2 separate regions of the Mus musculus genome follow, and region 2 is linked to region 1. The links are chromatin loops, found by intact Hi-C in ENCODE. Cell type or tissue: left cerebral cortex. All regions are shown on one strand. Each heading gives the region's core, and the rest is flanking DNA. Links, peaks and the distances in the headings are about the cores only. Region 1 holds the start of Fam89a (family with sequence similarity 89, member A). Region 2 overlaps Trim67 (tripartite motif-containing 67).

Region 1 (12,050 bases), core at 1,321-9,320:
ATTGAAGGCAAGGGTCTGGTCTTATTGGAGCTGAGGTTCTGAAAAGAATTAAGGGAATGTCTCAGGCTACTGCAGGTGACAGTGTGGAGCTGTGTCTCTGTCCCTGCCATCTCTGACGGTCGTATTCCCTAAAGTTGCTGTGAACACTGAATTCATGAATATAGGACCGTTGCACTAGGGAATAATCCCTTGGCCAGACTCCCTCCTATTAGACTCCAGTAACAGCATTGTTTTGAATATGTGTATAAACATATTTTTTTTGTTTTTAAGATTCATTTACTATTGTATGTGAGTTCACTGTAGCTGTCTTTAGACACACCATAAGAGGGTGTCAGATCTCATTACAGATGATTGTGAGCCACCGTGTGGTTGCTGGGAATTTAACTCAGGACCTTCGGAAGAGCAGTCAGTGCTCTTCACCTCTGAGCCATCTCTCCAGCCCCTAAACATATCTTATTTAATACTTACTGCTAGCTTAATTTTTTTTAGGATCATGTTTTTTAAAAGATTCATTTGTTATTTTATTAATTGAATAATTAATTTGCCTTACATCCCGACCATACTTTCCCCTCCCTCCTTTCCTCTCAGCTTATTCATTTTTATTTTATGAGTTTGAGTGTTTTGGTTTGCGTGTCTGTTTGTGCACCATGGGGATACAGTGCCCAAGGAGGCCACACGAGGGCAGCAGATCTTGTAGCAACTGGGGTTACAGATAGCTGTCAGCTGCCACCTGGAAGCTAGAAGTTGATCTCAGGTCTTCTGGAAGAACAGTTAAGGTCTCTTAACCCCTGAGCCATCTCTCCAGTCCAAAACTTGTGCTCTGAGGCAGTCTTAAGTAGCCCCAGCTGACTGAACTCTCTGTGTAGCTGGGGAAGATCTCGGACTCCCGGCCCTCCTGCTCCCGCCTCCTGAATGCTGGAATCATGAAGCACTGAATGCTCAACCATGAAGCACTGTGCAGGTTGTGCTGCGATGGGAATTGAACCCAGGGCTTTGTGCAAACGAGGCAAGTGCTTGGTCAACTCAGCCCAAGAAGGAACATCTCCAGCGTGCACCTTCTCTGTAAGGATCCTCTCGGCGTTCTGGCTCTCAGGAGCGTCAGACGATGACTCCTTCACTTGGGGAACACAATAACAGCAAAAGGACCAACCAAAAAAGCCCGAAAGTCAGAAAATGTGGGACTGAAAACACTGGAAAGGAGCTCGGCTGGGAACAGGAGCAACAGAAAACTCAAAATGGCCAGCACTCTATCCATGTCCACAGATGAAAGCCACTGCATGTGGCTACTGTTAGGTCTTAAATACCAGCAAGCAGGTGAATTCACAAACGCAGAACCTGTAAGTATGGAATCTGTGGGTGACGTGGTTGTCTCTACCCCGGAGCTCCCCTGGCTGACATTCAACACCTTTCCTTTGTCTCTAGGGGACCAGGACACATTTGCCCTTATTTCTATCCAAGGACCAATTATGTACGTTTAACTTGTGTGTTTATAAATAGCGAGCTTTATTTCACTCACAGTTCATCATCAAAGAGGTCGGGACAGGAACTCAAGCAGGGCAGGACCCTAGAGGCAGGAGCTGATGTCACAGAGGTCACAGAGGAGTGCTGCTGACTGGATTGTTCTTCATGGCTTGCTCAGCCTGAAGCTGGGTTCTTATAAAGAACCCAGGACCACCAGCCCAGGGATGGCACCACCCACAATGGGCTGGGCCTTCCCCCATTGATTACTAGTTAAGAAAATGCCTCACAGGTTTGCCTGCAGCCTGGTCTTATTGGTGCATTCTCTCCCCCTCCCCCTCCCCCTTCCCCTTCTCTCCCTCCCCCTCCCTCTCTCCCTCCCCCTCCTCTCCCTCCTCTCTCTCCCTTTCCCTCTCCCCTCCCTTTCCCCTCCCTCCCCCTCCCCCTCCTCTCTCTCCTTCTTCCCTCCCCTCCCCCTCCCTCCCCCTCCCCCCTCCTCTCTCTCCTTCTCCCCTCCCCTCCCCCTCCCCCTCTCTCTGTGTCAATTTATATTACTTTATTTGATGCACTGGTGCAGGGGTGGGCATTAGATCCCCTGGAACTGGAGTTATAGACAGCTGTGAGCTGCTGTGTGGGTGCTGGGAATTGACCCAGGGATCCTTTGAAAGAGCAGCCCAGTGCTCTTAACTGCTGAGCTATCTCTCCAGCTCTGAGGCATTTTTTCAGTTGAAGTTTCCTCCTCTTTGATGACTCCAGCCGAGTATCAAGTTGACATAAAACTAGCCAGGTCACTGGTTAACTGGATTTTAGGGAGAAGGAAAAAGATGGAGACCTGTTTGCTGAGTCACGCAGGTCTTTGTTGTGGATGGGGATTGACAGCAGAGTCCAGTCTGGCTAATCTGTGGAACTGCACAGGGAACCTCTGCTTTGCCACATGAGGCTCTGATTACTGTGTCTGAATAAATTCTGCCCAGTCTTCCAGTTCTATTCACAGCCCAATTTGCTCCATGTGCGAATTCTCGGCAGATGAATGCTGGAAGCGTCAGTGTGCCTCCAGTGTGGATGGGAACTTCCCTCCTCGCTCTGCTTTCTGTCTGGGGAGTTTCCCCCCATAACCTGATTGAAACTGTGGGTGAAGCCTGCTGGGGAACACCAAACTTTCAGTTTCTGCAAAACTGTTATCTGAACAGGGGTTGCCACTCGTCTAAAGCACTTTTAAATACAGTGAGTGAGGCAGTAAGGGGACTTTTCAAAGGCTGGCCTTGTGTCAACTGAATAACTTTGATTTTGTATGGGACTCTCAACTCAATGCATTCAGGATTTTATTTTATTTTTTTATTTAAAGTTTATCCAATACAACATCATCTCCAACTTCACTGAGGTGGCTGACCACGTCTACAACCAAAGCTGCCTCTAAACTGGAATTCAGTTGCCCCAGCCTCAGCCTTCTTGTGTCCAGAGGGCTAGGGACCTGCAAGAGTCACAAGAGGGGAGGCAGACAGAGACACCTACAGGAGTGCTGTGCCCCCTGGAGCATCCAGGATTTTAAAAGTAGAAGCTAAATAGGCGCAGGAGTCCAAGGGTAATTCTCACTTCTCTAAATGCAGTTTGCTCCCCTCCTCCCATTCACAGCTTTGGCTCCTAAGTGGATCCTTCATGACTTACCAGCCCTCCCTAATAGAGACTGAACCCATTAAAAAAACAAAGCAGTTGAGTATACATGGGTGGGTCCATACGTGATACATATGTAGCAGAGAACTGTCTTATCTGGCATCAGTGGGAGGGAGGCCCTTGGTCCTGTGGAGGCTCAGTGCTGCAGCACAGCGGCATGCTAGAGCAGTGAGGAGGGGGTGGGTGAGGGAGCACCCCCTTAGAGGTAAAGGGGAGGGGGTGGGATGGGGCGTTTGGAGAGGGGAGAGGGAGAAGGAGGACATCATTTGGAATGTAAATAAATTAAAAATAAACAATTAAAAATGGGAAAAAGCAGATGAGATGAAAATATATTTTGAGAATAGCCAAACATTTTTTGAATATGCCACTAACATCAAAAGGTGTGAGGTATCTTATGCCCCTTATTTGCTGACCAGTGTGTTATGGACAGCGCATCCCTGCTGGGACCAGTCACATCTCAGGGCTCAGCTGTGTCTCCTGGTTAGTCACCATCACTTCGGATGGTACAGTTTTTTAGAACTTTTCTTTAGCCCTTGTTGTCACAGTCGAGTGAGAGTCAATACTGTAAGAGTAAGAGTTGACAGATTGCTGCCACAGTGGAGCAGAGGTCCTGGCACATGGTTCCGTCCTTGACCTGGTCCTGTTGATCATTTCGACCGATGAATTTGGAAGTGCCATGGCCCCAAATACCTGCTCTCTCAATGTGGTTCATCAAGTACAGGTGGGAATCATTTTACAGACCCTAAGGAACACTGTGACAAGGGAATGAGATGCAGACGCACACCACCATGGACGCACACAGCCAGTGTTGCCGTCCCTTACTGTCACCGTAGATGAGTAAGTCATTGATTCAGAGAGCAAGAATTCAAGAGAGGACAGGTGTGAAAACAGGTTACAAATCAAAGCAGTGGAGGTACACACCTCAATCCCAGCTCTCAGGAGGCAGAGGCAGTCAAGAGCTGAGTTTGAGGCCAGCCTGATCTACAGAGCGAGTTCCAGGACAGCCAGGGCTGCACTGTGACACCTTGTTTCAAAAAAGTCAAATAAGATAAAATAGGCAAAGTGCAGGGTGTGATAGTGTCTTGCCAGCGCTATCAAGGGGGCTGTTCAAGGCTATCCTGAGCTATAGTGAGTTCTAGGTGGGCTTGGTTACAATGTCTCAAATAAAACAGAATGAAACAAAGGGTTTAAATTGCTTTGCCCACTCAAAGGGTTTCAAATCGCTTTGCCTGGTTAGCACTTAACAAGGCAAAGGAAAATGTTGAAAATCAAAATGGGAGAGTGCCAATGCCATGTGAGTTCACGGCCTTCATCGGGTTGCTGTCCTTTTGTATAGTGTCCCTGGAAAGGGGCTGGACTCCACCTGGATTAAAGCTCACTCTTGTTCAGAAGTGGGAAGCATGGAACCAAGCATAACAGGTTTAAGCTTTGAAAGCAGCCAGTTCCCAGCGAGGTACAGGAAGAAGCCAGCTCAGAACCTGTCAAATACAGCTGGAGTCTCTCTTACACCCCGCCTCCCCAGCAAATAACTGTGAGCTGTCGGTGTTTGGAGAGTGAGGGGGCGAAGAGACAGCAAACAGTGTCTTGTCAGACTGCTCGAGGGCTTAAGGTTCTGTGACCTGGAGCGTGTGGGGGAGGGACAAGTGCTCTTGCTGCTCGGAGAGGAGAATGGATACTCTGATGGTCTCCGGAGCAGATGGCTCTGGTGCTTGGGCAACATAGACTGACTGGTGAGAGTGACCGAGCTCTGAGGGTGGGACCTCATGAATGGAATTAGTGTCCTCATGAAAGAGGCTCCAGGGAGCGCCCCTCCACCCTCTGGGGACACACAGAAGGCCCTCTGTGTGACACTGTGTGAGGCATGGGCTCTTCAAATGCCTTGATCTTGGAATTCCCAGCCTCAGAACCAGGAGTGTAAATTTGGATGTTAATAAATAACCAAGCCTGACTTATTTGGTTAGAGTAGCTCTAGCAGACCGAGGAGGCCTGTATCAGATGAAAGCAAAAACCGCCTAGTCCAGGGTTCTCTGAAGTTGTCTGAATACCTTTTCCCTGTGATAAGCATGAACATTAAAAACAGGCCCTAGGAGGAGACCTGGAAGAAGGCCCAGTCAGTAAAGTGCTTGCCACATGAGCTTGGGAACCTGAGTTTGAATTCTCCAGCACCCAGAAACCAGCAGTGGGGAGACAGAGACAGAAGGACCCCTGGAGCTTGCTGGCCAGTCAGTCCAGCTGATTGCTAAGCTCCAGGTGTACTGAGAGCTCTTGTCTCAGATGACCTTATTTTGACCCCTGGGATCCACACAGTGGCTTGCCTAAAAGCTGTCCTCTGACCCCTGCATGTGCACATACACAAAAATAAAATAACAAAATAAAATACAGCAGAAGACAACTGTCACTGGTATGCACACACACACACACACACACACACACACACAGCTTGATGGCATAGCTCAGTGGTGGAGGGCTGAGCTTTCCAGCAGATAAAAGCAGTATTTAGTCCCTGACATGGCTATGTATATAATAAATAAACAAAGCAGGCAAGCAACACTGACACTCCCCATGGGTGTCAAAATATTTGGTCAACTGTTGCATAATTGTGTCTGTTGATTCATGTAATCCTTATCAGAACTGAATAAATTCTGTGGAGATTTCTATCCATCTCAGGGTGTTATTTGCTGAATATATATATGTATACACACACACACCAAGGGCCCCAGACTGTTTTTAGCTGGTCCCATACTCTTTCCTTCAGCTTCTGTCTCCCTGACAAGGAGAGACTTTAAGGTGACTTCAGTGCCGATGTATTCAAATGCTTCCTGTTGCTCCGTCAGCTTACTTGACCTTTCTGCTAGGTCTTCTAGAGAGGCTGTGGTAAGGTGGCAGGTGATAAAGAGAATTCAGGCCAGGTTGTGAAAGGCAGGTCTGTTTCCTCCCCTCCCCTCCCTTCTTCCCTTCCTCCCACACAGACAATCTCAGACTCCCCAATTGCTTAACAGGTAGATGATGAAGGATGGCCTAGGGTTTGGGAAGGTGGCTGGATAATTACTGAAGGTGAGACACTGGATTACTGGGAAAATACTGGGCAGGTAGGTAGGTGGTCTCCTGGGTGCCCCTCGGATCTCACTGTCTGGCTGGATTCAACACTAACTTCTCAGATTGATTTTCGGGGTGGGTTCCACGCACAGCAGAAGAAAGCCCCCAAAGCAAGAGGGCACATTTATAGAAGGTATCTGAACTACCTGAAACATGTTCCTGCTGGATTAATTCAGAGTCATTCAGTCCCTTTATAGTTAGACTGAGTAGCCATTGGCATCGAAGTTCTTGATATTGACTCTAGGTTTCTCTGCTATTGGCCAGACTTCTGTTTCCTCATCTTGAATCTGAGCCGGTTACCTTTTGCTAAGGTTTGAGTCTTCCTGGAAGGGCGAATTCTCTCCCTGATCCATCTCTCTTCTCTTCAGGGTGTACTTTTACTCAGTTTTGCTGAAGTTGGTGAAGTCCCGAGATTCAACGTCTTTCTCTAACTCCCTGAGATTTCACTTAAAAAAATTCCACCTACTTATTTTAGTGTGTGCACACGCGCGTGTGTGCACATGTCATGAATGGAGCGTTTGAGTCACTACTTGCAGGAGACGGTTTTCTCTTTCCACCAGGTGGGGCAGAGTCCTTATTCCCTGTTTTAGATAGGGCTGAAAGACAAGTTGGTTCGTTTCTTTAAAAGAGTGAGCAAAGTGTGGCTGGCGCTCTCCTTGGCTGCTGAAGTTCGGGGAAAACCTTGACGCTCACAGAGGAGGCAAGCTAGGCCTCGTGAATGAGTACTGTGTGCGGTTCTGGCTGCTGCCAGCACCTGCGATCATCACGCCCACGCTAGGGCGCAGGCAGCACGGGGTGGGGTCGGTGCGGGGACTGGACCCCTTGGTAGATAAAAGTGGTTTCAGTGGCTGGTCAGAGTGAAGCCAGAGAGACCAAAATCATCCAGCCAGAAGCGTGGACAGGGAAGGGAGTAAGAGCCCATCTGGAGTGGAGGACGGAAGACCGCTGGGGCCAGGGGTGCAGAATGGCTGGTAGGATGGGCCTGAGGCTGGAGGTGAGGCTGAGAGAATAGCGGAGGTGACCAGCTGGAGGTGGGGTGCACAGGACTGGAGGTGGGACACAGTGAGGTGGAGACCCGCTGGTGGTGTGGCGAAAAAGGGAGGGGACTTGCACGTAGGGTTCACAGAGCTAAGACTTAAGGTGTCCCCGAGGGCTAGTCCGGAGCGCAGATGAGTGGAGGTCGAGATGGAGGCCAGGGGGCCCTGCAGGGCGTCGCCTCACTGCAGCAGCACAGAGCCGAGGAGAGGGGCGGGTCCCGAGAGGGGCGGAGACCAAAGGGCCGGGCAGCGGGCGGAACTCGGGCGGGCGGGAAGTGGGTGGGGACCCGTCGGGTTCCAGGGACCTAGGCTAAGCTGCGCGCGCGTGTGTCGGCGCCCCAACGAGATGAGCGGAACCGGGTCCGCCGGCATGGCCCGGGGGCTGCGCGTGGACGGGCTGCCACCGCTACCCAAAAGCCTGAGCGGGCTGCTGCACTCGGCGGCGGGAGGCGCGGCGGGTGGCTGGCGGCACCTGGAGCGGCTGTACGCTCAGAAGTCGCGCATCCAGGACGAGCTGAACCGAGGGGGCGCGGGCGGCGGCGGGGCGCGGGCGGCCGGGATGCGGACCAAGCCCCCCAACCTGGACGCCGCGCTGGCGCTGTTGCGCAAGGAGATGGTAAGGACTAGGCGCCGTGAGTCCCGTCGTGGGACACTCTCTTTTGGTCCCTGAAAGCCCGGACTCCCCTCTAGGGCTTCCCACGGCTTCACATCACCTCCGGCAGGGCAGCTTCAGATGCTGGGGTTCTCCCGGGCCAGGTCAGGGCGCGGCGAGGTTCGCCTGCCGGGTCTCAGGAGAACAGGCTTCCTGTGCGCCTGCGGGTCAGTGTGAACAACAGATGGGTGGCCGGGCCCCTCCCCGGCCGCCCTCCAGGAATCCGATTACCGGCGCGGAAGCGGTACTCGGCCGGGTGAAGTCCTTATGTCTGGTCACAAACAATGGGTTTAGTTTTTTTCTCCCTCCTGCGAAGTGGAGTAGGTGTTCCTGCACCAGGACGCACGATTCAGGGTGATGCCAGGGCAGAGATTTGGGCCGCAGGGAGCTCTTTCCCAGGTTGCTTCCTGTGGCTAGCCAGGTAGGGAAAGACCCACGCAACCCACCCATCCAAGTTCTTTCCCCTAGACTAAGATCTTCTACCCTGAGCCTAATACATCTAGCGAATTGCATTTGCTTAGATAAATCCATACTTAGTGTGTTTACAGCCTAATCATGAATGGCTGAGTGAAATAAAGAGACTGGCCCCCCAAGTGTTTGAGGTATTTTTTTTTTCTTGCATAAGACGCAAGGCGCATGGTGACTCTTGGTTGTGAAGCTCTGCTTTATAAACATGCTAGGGAGGCTTGGGAGCCCAGCTACATTCCCGAAGGTATTTCCCAGGTCCCTCCTGCTATGACTAAGGTACAGAACCTTATAATTATGCCTTGGGCGGTAGCTCCGGAGCTCAGCTATAGGAAATGAGCTGCTGTCACTCTGCCTGATAACAATGTTAAAGGTAGGGTTTGGCTACAGGCCCTGACAGGCCTTCTCAGAAAACCATCACGAGGCTCTTCCGTCTGTCTGGTAGCTAGCTGTTCAAGAGACTTACTGTCCTGGGGGAATGGTGAGGTTTCCGAGACAGTTCACATCTCGCTTAAAAATAGTCGTTCATTCCAGAGCCTTCTGCAGAATGTCTGTGTCGATCTATTTAATTTGAGGGCCAGAGGTCAAATCTGTGGTGGGGATATAATTCATGTCGGGACAGAATGTGACAAGTGCCAGAGAAAGGGACAAAGCACAGAAAGAGGGCGTGTCCCCCAATACAGTGGGGACTTCTCTATGGAGTCAGGGAGGTGGGAAGGCCGGAAGTGACCGGGAGAGAACTCTGAGATTGCTGAGCTGAGTGGTGCCCTGAGCCTCTCAGCCTCAGGCTTGACTGACAGGAACCAGAGGTTAGGAGGTGGCCCTGTAGCTGTGGGAAGCCTGCGGATCACCGGATCACCGGTCTCAGGAGCAGGAACTCTGGGATGTTCTATGAGTATAGGAGGCCTGGAAAATGCCCTAGGTGCACCTGGGAAACTCACAAGGATTGCTAATGGGTCCCCAAAGCTGATAAAGAAAGAAGTGAATCAAAGATGACCCAAGTTTTTTGTTTGATTGGTTACTGATGGAAAGTATTTAGTAACAAAACAAAAATCACAGTCCTAAGACTGGTCCTGTCACCCAGTGGCAGAGGCCTGCCTAGCATGCATGTGGCCTGTGTAAATTATATTTCTCATTGCTTTGACAAAAGCCATGCAAGGGAAGTCTTATTGACTCACAGTGCCAGCCACAGTCCGTCTTGGTGAGGAAATGTCGGCAGGCACATGAGGCAGCTGGTGACAGTCCATCTGCAGTCAGGATGCAGAGAGAGGGTTGCAGGGTGTCAGCTTGATTTTCTCCTTTTTCTTCAGTCTGGAACCCGAGGCCATGGCAAGATACATGGGTAGGACGGGTCTTCTACATCAGCTAATCCAATCTAGAAACTGCCTCAGAAATGCCCAGACATTTATGTCCTTGGTGGTTCAAGACCCTGTTGACAGTCACTATTAATCAATCATTCAAGGCCCTGTGTTCAGGTTCAATTCTGTGCATGCCACACCCCACATCACAGGCTGGCACAGAGAGAGAGAGATGGTCACTGCTAACAGTTTGAAGTATGCAAATAGTCTGGTTGTATGCATGTCTTGATATGGTAGTGTGTACCTGTGGTCAAGTTTGAAGGGACCCTGAGTTGAGTTGGACAACAAGACGCCATCTCAAAAAAAACCAAACAAAACCCAAGTAGTTTCTATACATTGTCTAAATTCTTGTGTTTTAGTTGTATCTCTGTTGGTGGGATAAAGTATCCTCAAAAAGCAACTTAGGGAAAAAAGAATTTATTTACCTTACACTTCCAGGTTACAGTATCATTGTAGGGAAGCCCAGGCCATAAGAACTTGAAGCAACTAATCAGATCCATAGTTCCAAGCAGAGAGAATGCAAGCATGTTTGTTTGCTAGTGTTCAGCCCTGCCCCTCCTCTACAGTTCAGGGATCCTCTGCCTAGGGGATGGTACCCGCCCACAGTGGGCTGGGTCGTTATGTGTTAATTCCCACATCAATTGACATTCAAGACAATTCTCCATAGATATTTCATCAGGCCAACCTAATCTAGACAATGTTTCAGACTCTCTTCTCAGGGGACCTAGGTTGTGTCAAGTTGATAATTAGAACTAGTCACCACATGTTGTACCTTCTTCATGGGAGAGGTACTTCATCTTAATTTTATTTATTTATTTTTTGAGACAGGGCCTCACTGTGTAGCCCTTGGCTGGCCTGGAACTCACAGAAATCTACCTACCTCTGCCTTCTGAGTAATGGGATTAAAGACATTGCCACTACTCTCAGCTTGGCTTATTTTTTTAATCATTTAAATTTATTTATTTTTTACTACTTTTTAAAAAGATTTATTTATTGTTATAGCTAAGTACACTGTAGCTGTCTTCAGACACACCAGAAAAGGGTGTCAGATCTCATTACAGATGATTGTGAGCCACCATGTGGTTGCTGGAATTTGAACTCAGGACCTTCGGAAGAGTAGTCAGTGCTCTTAACTGCTGAGCTATCTCTCCAGCCCCCCCTTTATTTTTTCTTTTTTTTACTATTTTAATTAAATGCATGAGTGTATGCATGTATGAAGTATGCACACATGTGTGCAAATGCTCTTGAGGCCAGAAGGACTGGGAGGAGAGGTGTTTGAGGTGGTTGTGAACTATCTGACCTGGGTGTTGTGAACCAAATTTGAGTTGTTAAGCTTGAGCCATCTCTCCAGATTCTAAATATAATTTTTAAAAATCAGCTCCCCATAGTTTAACTCTCTTGAGATCATAACCTTTTGGGGGTCTTCTGGACTCTGAAACCCTGTCTGATCATCGCACCCTATGACCTGTACACACACACACACACACACACACACACACACACACACGTCATCACAGTGTATACTGCAGCTCTATTTTGGAGGGTACGTGCTACATACATGTTCCTGTCACTATGTATCTTGGATCTTCAGTGACTGCAGAGCATGGATTATGTGGCAGAGCTGTGCCATTTTACACCTTGAAACGGGTCGAAAGGAAGTTTCCTGCAGCATCATGGGTGTTGGGGGAGTCACTGTTGGGGGGCTCATGGCACTCCACCAGGAGAGGAGGGTGTTAGGCATTGCAGACTTGGTGGCTAGAAGAGAGCTGGTTAGAGCTGAGGGTGCAGATGTCACTTCAAAGGAGTGACAGTAATGATGAGTTAGGGGAGCTGCCGCACCCAGCAGAACAGACAGACCCCATGTTGAAGGAGGTTCAGTCCCATGGTTGGCTAACACCACACTCAGCTCAGAGTTGTGGCTCCTCCATGTTACTTCCCGTTCTAGTAACTCCATGCCTGTGAAATTTTTCTTGTTTTCTTTTTCTTTTCTTTTCTTTTCTTTTCTTTTCTTTTCTTTTCTTTTCTTTTCTTTTCTTTTCTTTTTCTTTTCTTTTTTGAGACAAAGTTTATCACTGTGGGTGAGCCTGACTGAGAACTTGCGGCCTCTGCCTCCCAAGTGCTGGGATTATAGGCACGCATCATGATGATACCCAGAGTGAAAGGTCTTATATAAAAGCTTTGGATATAGGGCAATGGCTCACTATGCAAGCATGAGGAACTGAGTCTGGGTTACCAGAACTCACAGAAAAGTCAGGCATGGCAGTGTGAACCTGTAATTCCATCTCCGGGGGGTAGAGACAAATAGAGACAAAA
Region 2 (12,050 bases), core at 1,547-9,546, 73 kb before region 1:
AAACCTGCTCTGTGGGCACTGCTGTCCTGCTGAGAGGGAAGAGGTGCTGTGTGTAGAGTGGGTGCCAGTGGGTACTTATCAAGGACACTCATTCAAAAGGAATTGACGTTCATTGACTCACCCAGAGAACAGGCTCAGGAGCTGAATTTCCTTCTCGCGGACATTTGACAGACTTACCCCGAGGTCCTTCTCAGTGGCTCACAAAGGAAGGCCTTATGCTGGTATCACTCATATACAGCAGCGGAACCTCAGTGCCAGCTGCTAAGGACTCCATGGGATAGAACCCCATGATCCCAGGGCCTTGCCACTTTTCCAGTTGCCTCAAACCCGAATCATGAGACCCCGTCTTACCCTACTCTCCTCCATGCGTTCTTGTCCCTGAAAGGCGCCCTGTGCAGAAGGCAGGGGAGAGGTGGCTGTGCAGGGCTGCCTGGGCTGTCCCTGGCACCAGCATATTGCTTCTGGGCTCCAGTGAGCAAAGGGAGACAGCTAGCCCCGCCCACTCATACTCCTGTGGGGGGCGGGGAGCTGGCTCTGCTGTGTTCAACCCCAGGGAACCTCCTTAAAGAGGTCATCTGAGTTGGATGTGGTGCTCACCTCTGTAATCCCAGTACTCAGGAGGCTGAGGCAGGAGGATTGCTGTGAGTTCAAGGCTAGCCTGAGCTGTATAGTGAATTCCAGGCCAGCCTGGGCTACAGTGTGAGACCATGTCTCAAACAAAACAAGAAGAAAAAAGAGGAGGAGGAGGAAGAAGAGGAAGAGAAGGAGAAGGAGAAAGAAGAGGAAGAGGTAGAAGAGGAGGAGAGGAGGAGGAAGAAGAGAAGAGGAGGGGAAAGAGGAGGAAGAGGAAGAGAAGAGGAGGGGGAAGAGGAGAAGGAAGACAAAGAAAGGAGGAGAGAAGAGGGGAGGAGGAGGAAGAAGAGGAAGAGGAGGAGGAAGAGGAGGTGAAAGAGGAACAAGAGGAGGAGGGGGAGGAGGAGGAAAGTGGCCTCCTGAAGAGTTGGAGGCTCAGTGCAAGGCCAAGGCTTGGGTTCTCCAGCACCAAAAAAGAAAAAAAAAAAAGAAAAGAAAGGAAGGAAGGAAGGAAGGAAGGAAGGAAGGAAGGAAGGAAGGAAGGAAGGAAGGAAGGAAGAAGAAAAAGTCACCTGGGATTGTGGTCACTTTCTCATCTCCCCAAAGCCACCCACAGGTGCAGATTGGCTCAAGTGACTCCTGCTTCCCAGGAAGGTGATTGGCCCAGGCTTTGAGACTGTAAAGATTCTCTGTGGCCAGCCTTTCTGCCCTGTTCTTACTCCAGGGTTTCTGGTTTCTCTTCCACAAGACACCCAAATCCCTGGACCACCCCTGACCACAACTTCCTGGGCCAGGAAGGCAGAGGTTCCTCCATGTTCTTCCCTTTGAAGTACCTGTGCCTCCTTTTCAGAGCTGTGGCTGTGGCTGTGGCTAGACTGTAGGAAAGGGACAACGGAAGCTGCAGAGCAACTGAGGATGGCAGCGGCAGCGGCCGGGGTCCTGCGGCTGCCCCGAGGGCTCGAGATGGAGCTGTGAGCCACTTAGCAGGAAGAGAGTCCAGAGAGGCCAAGGCTATGCCTATGCAATGAATATGGCCCCAGGGCCCAGTGCGGAGGCTGGACAGTGCTGAAGGGCTCCTGGTGATGTTGGAGTGTTTGAGGAAACAAGGACCAAGAGAAAGAATTCTGAGGTAGGACTGGCGGGTCTGTGCAGCCCAGTAGTGGGTACTTGGGAACTGGTGCAGGGCCTGAGCACAGAATCGGCAAGGAAGCACAGTTGGGGTCGGCGTGCAGGTATGTCTGATAAAAACAGCCCCGCTGACAGGCAAGTCATTTCTCTGTGTAGAACGTAACGCCCGATGAGATGATGAGATGATTTCTTTGCAAGGGATTGAGCAAGGTTGCTACCAGGCAGAGCTGGTGGCTGCAGGAGAGAGACAGGAAGTGAGCACACAGGGCCGGAAGGCAGGATGACTCCGTGTGGAACTCCCCAGCAAGGGTAGTGCTCCTCGGAAGAAGGAAGACTCGGCTGCATCCCAGGGAACCCTGGCTCATGTGAAAAGAGAAGTTGTAGGGTGTCGCCATCTAGTTTCAGCCTTTCTCTGGGGTCTCATCTGTCTCATCGTGACAGAGCCACCCCTGTCGCCACCAGGGTCGCTCCTTGTGTTCATGATGCTTCAAAGAGGGCACCGGGTGAAGCCGTAAGAGCTTACTGAGATGCACAGTCTGTCTTCCCAGGGTCTGCCGCCTCTGTGATCAAGGCCCAGCCCAGGAAGGCGGTGCAGATATATGTCCAGCAATTTCTGTGGAAGCAGGTTCTAGAAAAAGCCACCACTGTGCAAAGACGTGTCACTGTCTTGGATTCCAGTGTTTCTACTCATAACTAAGAACTGAGTGAATAAAATATAACAGATTGTTACACATACACACACATGTGTGTGAGAGTGTGTGTGTGTGTGTGTGTGAGAGAGAGAGAGAGAGAGAGAGGTCAACAGCACATGGGTAATGATACAGACCCTAAGGAAGCCTTTCTGAAGGGTCCTAGCAGTTCATTAATGACTAATGTCCCTTTCAAATTAGTTTGCAGTGTATTGAAAACTGCATATCCCAGAGGCTCAAGGTCCGTTTCTTCCCGCAGAGGTGACAAACTGTCAGCCTGGGACTCCATAAAGGAACAGAGTCCTAGCAATGGGTTACAGGCAGGCATGGAGTAACATCACGGGGCTGATCCATCCTGGGATACCAGTCTCAGAGTCTGCCTTCTCCTCTCCCTCCAGGAAAACAAAAAACAAAAACTTAAGAGGAAATCAAAGTTTTTAAACAGATGTCAGAAAATATAAGCCGGAAACAAAAGGTGTCCATCTTGAGGGCACCCTGGGGGGGACCATAGCCCTGTGGCATTGAGGTGAAAGGCCACTCCTGATATAGGCGGCCACAGTATGGTCGTGGGGCTCGCATGTGATTCATTCTCAGTTCCCCCAGAAAAGCGTCTTCAGATGTCCGCTGGCTGCTGGCACCCAGGACTTTCTGTTATGCCCTGGTCCTCCGTGAAGCCCTCCATCACGGCCAGCTAGGCAGCGGGAGCCACCAGGCTAGTTGCCTGACAGCTTTGGCCGTCCCAGGTTTGTTGGCACCTCCAGTCCTGTGTGCAGGGTGACCTGGAAAAGATGAAACCAGCAGGAGTTGGTTGGGTGGCAGAGTACTTGCACACTACGTACAAGACCCTGGGTCCCAGCCCTAACACAGGAGGAAGGCAGGAGACAGAGGAGATAGAGGAGCGGAAAGAGGGGCAGGAGAGGCTGTCCATAGCACAGAACACCTGACGTAGCACCGCGACCACGTGCCGGAGAACTCATGCTATGGATTTTATTACTCATCTGTCTCCCCCATATGGCTAAGGCCCATGCCACTTTGTGCTTTCTGCCTCATAACCGGAGCTACAGTAACGAGCAGATGGGTTCACTGGCATGAGCCGCAGAGCCCTGCGGCAAAGAGGCTCTGCTTCTCGCAGCCGAGTCTCTGAGCCTGCTGCTGTCTCTTCCAGCTCTCACTGTGACCCTCAAATCGCCCCTTTACGTAACCAACACCGGACTGTTGTGGAAACACTTGCAGGGCAATAGACACATGGCAGGTCCCTTAATAGATCCAGGGACAGAGGGAGTCTGTTAGAAGCAAAGGATGCCCCCATCTAGCTTGTGTTAGGAGCTCCTGTACCATCCAATCCCCTGGGGCACTGAGCCCCTGCTCCTTCCTGGAGCCCCATGGAGCTTGTTTGCTCCAAAAGGTCGTATGTACAGTCCTTAGCAGAAGACTGCCTATCTGATGAGCGAGGTGGTCCGTTCTCATTACAGTACTCATTGTTCAGGAAGCAGAGAAGTGGGCGGGACTGGGCGAGCCACCTGTGTCTCTAAGGTACCTGCACGTTTCGGTTGAGGCTGAGGGCAGGCATGAAGACCCCATCCACGTGGCTGAAGGCTGTGGGGCCCTGCTGTTGCCCATTGATGAAGAAGGTCAGAGTGTGTTTGTTTAGGTCCAGCAGCACACCCACAGTGGCCCCCTTGCACACACCGCCTTCAGTCCTGGGAAGATAAACCAGGAAAACCTATCATCACACCTAGGTCATGATGTGACAGTAACTCAGGACAGCTTCATTCAAACCTAGCCACCAAGTGTGTGTGTGTGTGTGTGTGTGTGTGTGTATGTATGTGCCAGCCACAAGAGAACACAGCTCTAAGGGACCAAAGCTACTCAGCCCCTTCTTATCCACAGCATCTGAGACCTACATGCCTTTGAGCTGGGAGGAACTTTAAGTAATAGACCTGGAAGACTTTTCCTAGAACCCTCTGTGCCCTTCAGCAGACATGCCCTTCATTAACTAAGGGTTCCCTTGACATGACCTTGTTCAGCCCTGGGAGGAAACTGAGTCCTCGGTTAGGATTGAGCCAGGGGCAGAAGTGAGAAGAGACCCTGACATGAACTCTTTACAAGGACCTGGTGGGAAGAGCAGGTGTCCTGGAGGTGCCTTAGGGTCTGGTGGAGAAGCGTCCAACAGACTGGGCAGTCAGTGCGATTCTAATTATGGCCACCAGATGGCAGTAGTAACAAGTCTGACCTGCCAGTTTTCCATGAACTCACCCCCTACGATCAAGGTCAGGTCTGGGAGCAGGGTCTGGCTTCTGAGAAAGCTTTTGCCCCGCAAAAGCACCCAATGCATGCTTGAGTTCATTACTGCCACCATCAGAATGTCTAGGTACTGGGCTTGCTCAAGCACACAGGCATGGAACTGGTAGGCCAGGGTGGTCTTGGCCTCTTTGTGGGTTAGAGGTGGAGGGAGGTCACCTGGTAAACCTATATCACCTGGTCGGCCTCATCGCTTATTCTGCAGTACCGGGCCAGACGAATTTACTTGGTTAACCTGCAGTGCCTGCTAAGTTCCACGGCCCAGCTTGAGAGTCTAGCTGCTGCCCCTCCCACAATCCTTTGGAGCAGAGGACATTACCAGTGAAAAGATAGTGATCAGGTAGGGGGATCTGAGGGTCCTCAGGCAAGTTCCTGGCCAAACTAGACTTGGTTTTCCTGGGAGAGAAGCTGGGTTACTCGTTGTGAAGAGAGCAGTCAGAGCTGCTTGGAAGAGCAGCGAGAACCCAGGAGCCCTGGTGGCAGCCCTACCCTGCCAGGAGCCCAGGGAGGTCAGCTCCTTGGGATTGGCTTCTTTATGCTTTCCCTGCGGCAGCGCCAGGGTCATTCCAGGCAAAGCAGTAGCCGTGGCAATGACTCCTCCTCCCTCTGCGGGAAACAAGTATCCCATTAGTGTTGCGCAGTGACTCAGGCTTAGCAAGAGGGTTGCAGAAAGAACTGGAGCAAGACCAGTAAGAAAACCGCAAATTAAAGCTCTCAGTGGAAAGGCACTACTGTGAGGCCAGCTGGGGGACAGAGAGCCACTGAGCCAGAACTGCCTCCTCTCCCCCACACCATCAAGTACTTTCAGTTGTGACACAGGCAAATGGTTCACACTTCACCTAGTCTTTCTCCAAAACCCCTGGAACTACAGAACAAAGTGCATAAAAAATGGCTCCTCCGGCTAACCGACCGGAGGAGCAGAGGTCCTGAATTCAGTTCCCAGCAACCATATGATGGCTCACCCATCTGTACAGCTACAGTGTACTCATATGCATTAAAGAAAGTAAGAAAGAGAGAAAGAAAGAAAGAAAGAAAGAGAGAGAGAGAGAGAGAGAGAGAGAGAGAGAGAGAGAAAGAGAGAGAGAGAGAGAAAGAAAGAAAGAAAGAAAGAAAGAAAGAAAGACAGAAAGAGAGAAAGAAAGAGAGGAAGAAAGAAAACTTTTTAAAAGACAGCTCCTCCCCCAACACCTGGGACAATCAGAGAACCTTGTCCCCGCCCCTGAATCTGCGGGCTAAGTGGGGGTTCAGGGAGCACGCACCTGTTGGTATGGGAGTTACAGTGCATGAACCAGCTGCGGTTGTTGTCCACGTACATGGCCCAGGCCTTGTCATCCTTGCCTAGCATCATATCTTTGACCACGCTGGCCCTGGCCACTCCGAAGGCTGGGTCCGGGTGGTTGTCATAGCGGTCCACGTGCAGCTCCCAGTAGTGCACGCCTTTGGAGAAGGCAGCTGTGCCTAGCACCACCCGGTCATCATAGCTGCTGCAAGTAGCCGTCTGGTTGTCATTGGATAAGATGATGTCCCGATGGCCAGAGTTGGGGTCAAAGGTGAACCAGGCCACTGGAAAGGAAGAAGGCAGGTAGAGCAGGCACAAGAATCTCTGTTTCCTGCCCCTCTTATCCCCCCATCTTTCCCCCAACACAACACACATTTTTTCTGTACAGCCAAGGTGACTGATAGACTTAGTTGCTTCTAACAGAGTCGATTCATTGCCGCCAGTGGTCTATGTGGGATACACACACACACTCACATATACACAGTCACACTCTGTGCTGATTGGCTTTTGTCAACTTGACAGAAATCTAGATTATCTGGGAAGAGGGAACCTAGATTCAGAAAATGCCTCTATAAGATTTGCCCAGGGGCTGGAGAGATGGCTCCGTGGTTAAGAGCACTGACTGCTCTACCAAAGGTCCTGAGTTCAAGTCCCAGCAACCACGTGGTGGCTCACAACCATCCATAATGAGATCTGATGCCCTCTTCTGGGGTGTCTGAAGACAGCTACAGTGTACTTACATATGATAAATAAATAAGTCTATGGGAGTATTGTCCTGACTCAAGATTGACAGGGGAGGGCCCAGTCCACTGTGGGTGGTGCCACTCCTAGGCAGGTGGTTCTGAGTTATATTAGAAAGCAGGCTGAGCAAGCCAGCAAGCAGCAGCCCTCCATGGCCTCTGTTTCAGTTCCTGCCCTGACTTCTACAGTTGTAAGATGAAATATATCCTCTCCTCCCCAGGTTGATTTTGGTCATAGTCTTTGTCACAGCAATAGAATCCACCCCCCCCCCTTCCCTGCTCTGTGTCTCTGTGTTGCCCAAGTTTTCTTCCACAGATCCAGCCTTGCTAGGGAGCACAGACGTGCAGGCCGATTGGCCCCACAGCCAGGTCTATTCCCTGGAGCTCTGACTCCTACCATCTCCTCAAATGGCCCAGGTACTGTTAGAGGTGACAGAGGAAGTGTCTATCCATGGCCCACCCTGTAGGTAGGAGATTGAAACACAAAGAGGAGACAAGATGTGGCCAAGGTCAAACTCTTAAGCCCCATAGAATGAGGACACTGGCTTCTTCCTGCTCCTGCCCTGCCCCCACCCCCAGGATATGGGCAGAGAGGCAGAATGCACGGCTGAGGGTTGCTCACCGTCGGAGGTCTGCAGGACCACAGTCTTGCTGTAGGGCCCAACACCAGAGGAGTTGAAGGCTTTGACTCTGGCATTGTAGGTGCTATTAAAGTGCAGCCCGTCAATGGTGCACAGGGTCTCCTTGCCAACATACACCTCCTGAAAGAGCAAGGACACTCACTCGGCCACAGAGCTTCCAGAAGTTCCCCTCACACCAACTGGAGTACCAGATGAGAGAAGTTCCAACCTGTGCTGTTTACCTTCATGGGGCCTCTCAAATTGCTAGCCCCTCTGTCTCAGGGCACCAGCAAGACAGGGCTGCAGGGGTGAAACTATCCTAGGATGGTCCCCAAAAGCACTCTGCCTCCACCATCAGACTGCTCTCTGCCTCCACTATCAGTGCTCTCTGCCTCCACCATCAGACTGCTCTCTGCCTCCACTATCAGTGCTCTCTGCCTCCACCATCAGACTGCTCTCTGCCTCCACTATCAGTGTTCTCTGCCTCCACCATCAGACTGCTCTCTGCCTCCACCATCAGACTGCTCTCTACCTCCACTATCAGTGTTCTCTGCCTCCACCATCAGACTGCTCTCTGCCTCCACTATCAGACTGCCAGAAGCCAAGGGGATGCCTACAAAGCTTCCTGCCCCTGAGATCAGCATCTTCTTCTCTGTGACCCTGCCTCTGCTGGCTTCTGGTTCTCTAAGATGGTGAGCTTCCTTGCACCAGATCTTTATTTTCACTTTCTAGGGTCTTACTTCATTCCACATTCACTTCTGGACGGTCTGTCCTACTAAGCCTCAATATGTGCGGATTTGTTTTAACAAGATGTTACTCTGCAGCCCAGGCTGGCCTCAGACCCTCAATTCTCCTGCCTTAGCCTCTCAGAGCTCAGATTCCAGGCAGGAGCCACCACACCTGTCTAGTGTCCCTTTTCATGCGTCTTCATGAACCAGAAGTTTGCCATGTTTTGAAAGAGACCACCTTCCACTGCAGAAACATGCTGCCAAGGTAGGAACCTGCCCAAACCCTGATGTCATAGTCAGAAAGGCAGATTAAAAAAAAGAAAGCCCGGGGATGGAGAGATGGCTCAGCGGTTGAGAGCACTGGTTGCTCTTACAGAGGTCCCGAGTTCAATTCCCTGCAACCACATGGCAGCTCCTAACCATCTATAGTGATATCTGGTGCCCTCTTCTGGCCTGCAGGCATACATGCAGGCAGAACGCTGTATACATAATAAATAAATCTTTACAAAAAAGAAAAAAGAAAAGAAAGCTCAGCAAAGAATTGTGTGGGAAGCTGGTGTGGTACGGGCTAGCCTGTGCAAAGAGTGCACGTGTAGGCAGTGCTTTCTCTGAGTTGTCAGCCCACACCTGTGTGGATCCTTCTGGAATTCTCTGACATACACTTCTCCCTGAGGCTGTGGCCACCACCACTGCTATCTCCCCAGGAAGTGCTCTCTCCCGAGGGCCCAGGCTGGCAGACTCTCTTTGTCTTTGTAGTCAAGGTGCTTGTCTTAGGGCAGCGGCCTCACAGGCCTGTCCTACAGGGTTCTCAGACAGCACAGGCCTCCCTGGAAACTGCCCTTGACTGGCAGCAGCTAGCTCACCCGGAACTGCCCTCCATCGCCATCATCCAGCTCCAGGATGTAGCCTTCGGCAGGGCTGTGGGTGAATGGCGGAGTCCTCCAGGCCAGGGTGACGCTGTTGTTGCGGGTGCAGCACTTCTCCAGCTGCAGCAGGGGTACAGGTGGCACTGTGAAGGGGATCATTCTGGTCAGCACACAGAACCCTCCTGCAGACCCCGGGCTACCCCGACCCATGCAAACCCTTGGGACCTGTGGCACAAGGAAGGAAGTCCTCTTTTCCGTCTGCCCACCAAGAGCAGGGGTTGGCTCCCAAGTCATGTGGCACACCAAGTGACCTCAGCACGGTCCGTACCGCGCATGTTACATGTTGTATGGTCACCTGTGTGGGCTCAGATGGCAGACAGCAGGAAACCAAGTGAGAGTCAGCCCGTGACTCACACTTGAGCTGGGAACGGAGGTGCTATGGCTCGAGTTTAATGACCCTCAATGGTGTGGGTTCCTGCCTGCCTTAGACCATTTATGTTCCTGGATGAAAGACACACACTCAGCCTTTATATTTCAGCTGGGCAGTTACCTAACGACCATGCTGTCAGAATCTCTCTCCCAACAATAACTCAGGGTCACTACTTACCAATTTCCACGTTCCATCTTGGCTGCTCTTGACCCAGTTGAGCAGCCCTGTGGGCCGTGTTCTCTTGGCCCCTTTACATGGCGGCTCTGCCTCTCCCTCCTGCACTTTCTTACCCTTCCATGGCCGCTCTCTCTTCTCCTCTCCTGCACACACTTCTAAGACATGTTGTCTCCTCTCTCCTCTTCCTCTTTGTCCCAAGCCTGGGAACCCTAAATCGTGCCTCTGTCTCTCCTCTACAGCTACTGGCTGCTGGTGTCTTTATTTACCAATCAGAATTAACTGGGGGTGGGTTCCCAGAAGATAGGCGCAGACCCACTTCTGCAAACAGTTTTGGGGGGAAACAATTAGCACCAGAATACAATCAGCTACACCCCTGTGCTTGCTCCCCAGGATGGTACTACAGGGAGATGGTAAAGCCTTTAAGAGGTGGGGACGAATGGTCACCTTGGTGGTGTGCACATGAAGGAGATAGTAAGACCCTGGCTCTTTTCTCTTTCCCCTTCGGTGCGGGGCTGGGTTCTACCGTGATATGCTTGCCACAGGTTCAAAGCAACAGGCCAATCACAGATGACACCCCCCCACAAATCTTTCATCTTGTATAAGTTGATCATCTCAGGTGTGACAGAAATATCAGGTGTGTCACTGATACAGGAGAGGAATAAAGTGCACAGGCGGTTGGAACCTTGATGGTTGGAGCCCTGCTTTGCAAGGTCAGGGGACTAGACCATGGCACCAGGTATGACCTCAGAGGGCTGGATAGCCAACCCATGGACCCAGGAACTGAATCGGGCATGCTCTGAGCTCTCTAAAGCCAAACAGGAGAACCTGAACACCTCCCGGCTCTGCTCAGGCTCAAGGGGGTCTAGACGGAGACACAGACCACTCCAGCCTGATTTAGAAGGGGAAAACGGCAAGACTTGTTCTATAAACTTGTTCTATAAACTTGTTCTGCGGGTCTCTTCTTCATTCAGAATTAACTTATTATTCTCTTTGGGGCTAAGGTGAGTCTGTGTCAGTGACTCAGTCTATCTCTCCCTCTTTGGGCTGAAGGAGACTTTTGCCACCCGCTTATTCCTCCCCTAAAATTCAGACCTACACTCACAAGTTTCTTGCCTTGGAGCCCCCAGTTCCCAGGACTACCTTCCCCAGCCACAGCTCCCACCTTGCCCCCACCCCCACCCCCATCCCCACCCGCCCACCCCCACCCCATGCCAGGCATCTGCCCCTTGCAACTGTGTCTCATTTACTCCTGGGCAGGTGGAACTTCCAAACCTTACCCAGGGGCAACTAGAATGGGAGCGACCCTCAGGATGGCCTGAGGTCAGCGACATGGCTCCCACACACAGCACTGCTTGCCTTCCCTTCTGAAACAGCCCTGGGCATCTTGGGGAAGATGGTGCCTAGGACAGGAGCCCAGTTCTGGCCATTCTTTGTAAGCTCTAGACTAGCCAAGTTGCTGGAACATCAATGACCTTGACTGTGGGTCACTGTCAGCTCCCAGAACCCAGTTCCCACCGTCCTCCGCTTGTCCTCCCTGCTCTCCCTGACCTCCATCCTCCACTTGTCCTCCCTGCTCTCCCTGACCTCAGAACAGAAGTCTCTTCCTGCCCTGGGGCCCTGGCAGCCCTGCCCTCTGCCACCTGCAAAGCTTTTCCCTGTAGCTTCTCCTGCCTTCTTCCCTTCATCCTTTGCTTCCTTTCTGCTCCTTCCTCCCCTCCCTCCTCCTCTTCCCTCCTCCCCTCCCCTCTCTTCTTTCCTCCTTCCCTCTCTTGTTCTTCCTTCTTCTTCCCTCCTCCCCTCCTTCCTCCTCTTCCCTCCTCCCCTCCTCTCTCTTCTTTCCTCCTTCCCTCTCCTGTTCTTCCTTCTTCCCTTCCCTCCTCCCCTCCCTCCTCCCTCCTCTTTCCTCCTCCCCTCTCTTCTTTCCTCCTTCCCTCTCCCTCTTCCTTCCTCTCCTCCCTCCTCTTCTTCTCTCCTCTCCTTCCTCCTCTTCCTCCCTCCTCCCTTCCCTCCTCCCCTACTTCCTCTCCTCCCTCTCCTTTTTTCTTTTCTCCCTTCTCTTCCTCTTCCCCTCTTGCTCAGACTACAGGAGGATGCTGCCCTTGTTCATTCTGCTTCCTATCCTTGATCCTTGGGTCTTTGAAAGGCAGCTCAAGTTCAGCTGCGGCTCACCCTGCCTGGTTAGGACCTAGGATCCTTATCCTTCCCTCTGCCACCCTGCATGACCGGCCTCTGTCACCACCATCCAGCTGCCCTTAGCCTGTGTGCCCCTTGGGGAGGCAGCACCACTAAATGGGTCCGATCACGGCTCACCCCTACATTTCATCTGGACGAAATCCAGCTGGTGGATGGCTTGCAGCAGTGGCTCGCTGTCCAGAGTCAGGTCAAATTCCGCAGATACTTTGGGCTCCAGGGCACCTTTGACCCACTGCTCTTGCGAGGTTTGCACGCGCTTGATCAAGGCGTCTGAGATCTTAAAGGGAGCAAAGACAGAAGGGTTGGGTCTGCAGATGAAGAGCTGC

The links. Hi-C counts contacts between places; a loop is a spot of excess contacts. Peaks named below come from ENCODE experiments on the same cell type or tissue, not always from the same donor. Only the 100,000 strongest peaks of a DNase experiment are listed, where the experiment ranks them.
Region 2: it touches region 1 in a loop (2.1-fold over the local background); 6 of 42 quality-filtered maps call a loop at or near these places.

What each region holds. Positions count from the first base shown.
Region 1 is chr8:124,747,368-124,759,417 of GRCm38, reverse strand. Fam89a (family with sequence similarity 89, member A) reads left to right here and starts at 7,552. Exons shown (of 2, transcript NM_001081120.2): 1 at 7,552-7,878. The coding sequence starts at 7,609. In left cerebral cortex, for the core only: no CTCF peak of the experiment used is centred there; DNase peaks (open chromatin) are centred at 2,504 and 4,878; H3K4me3 peaks cover 819 bases.
Region 2 is chr8:124,820,139-124,832,188 of GRCm38, reverse strand. Trim67 (tripartite motif-containing 67) reads right to left here. Exons shown (of 10, transcript NM_198632.2): 5 at 11,848-12,001; 6 at 8,922-9,067; 7 at 7,333-7,471; 8 at 5,951-6,254; 9 at 3,928-4,090; 10 at 1-3,169. The coding sequence ends at 3,104. Among named protein-coding and RNA genes, the nearest start is that of Trim67, 33 kb to the right of the region's middle. In left cerebral cortex, for the core only: CTCF peaks have their summits at 4,588 (motif pointing right) and 8,503 (motif pointing left); DNase peaks (open chromatin) are centred at 3,425, 4,602 and 5,338.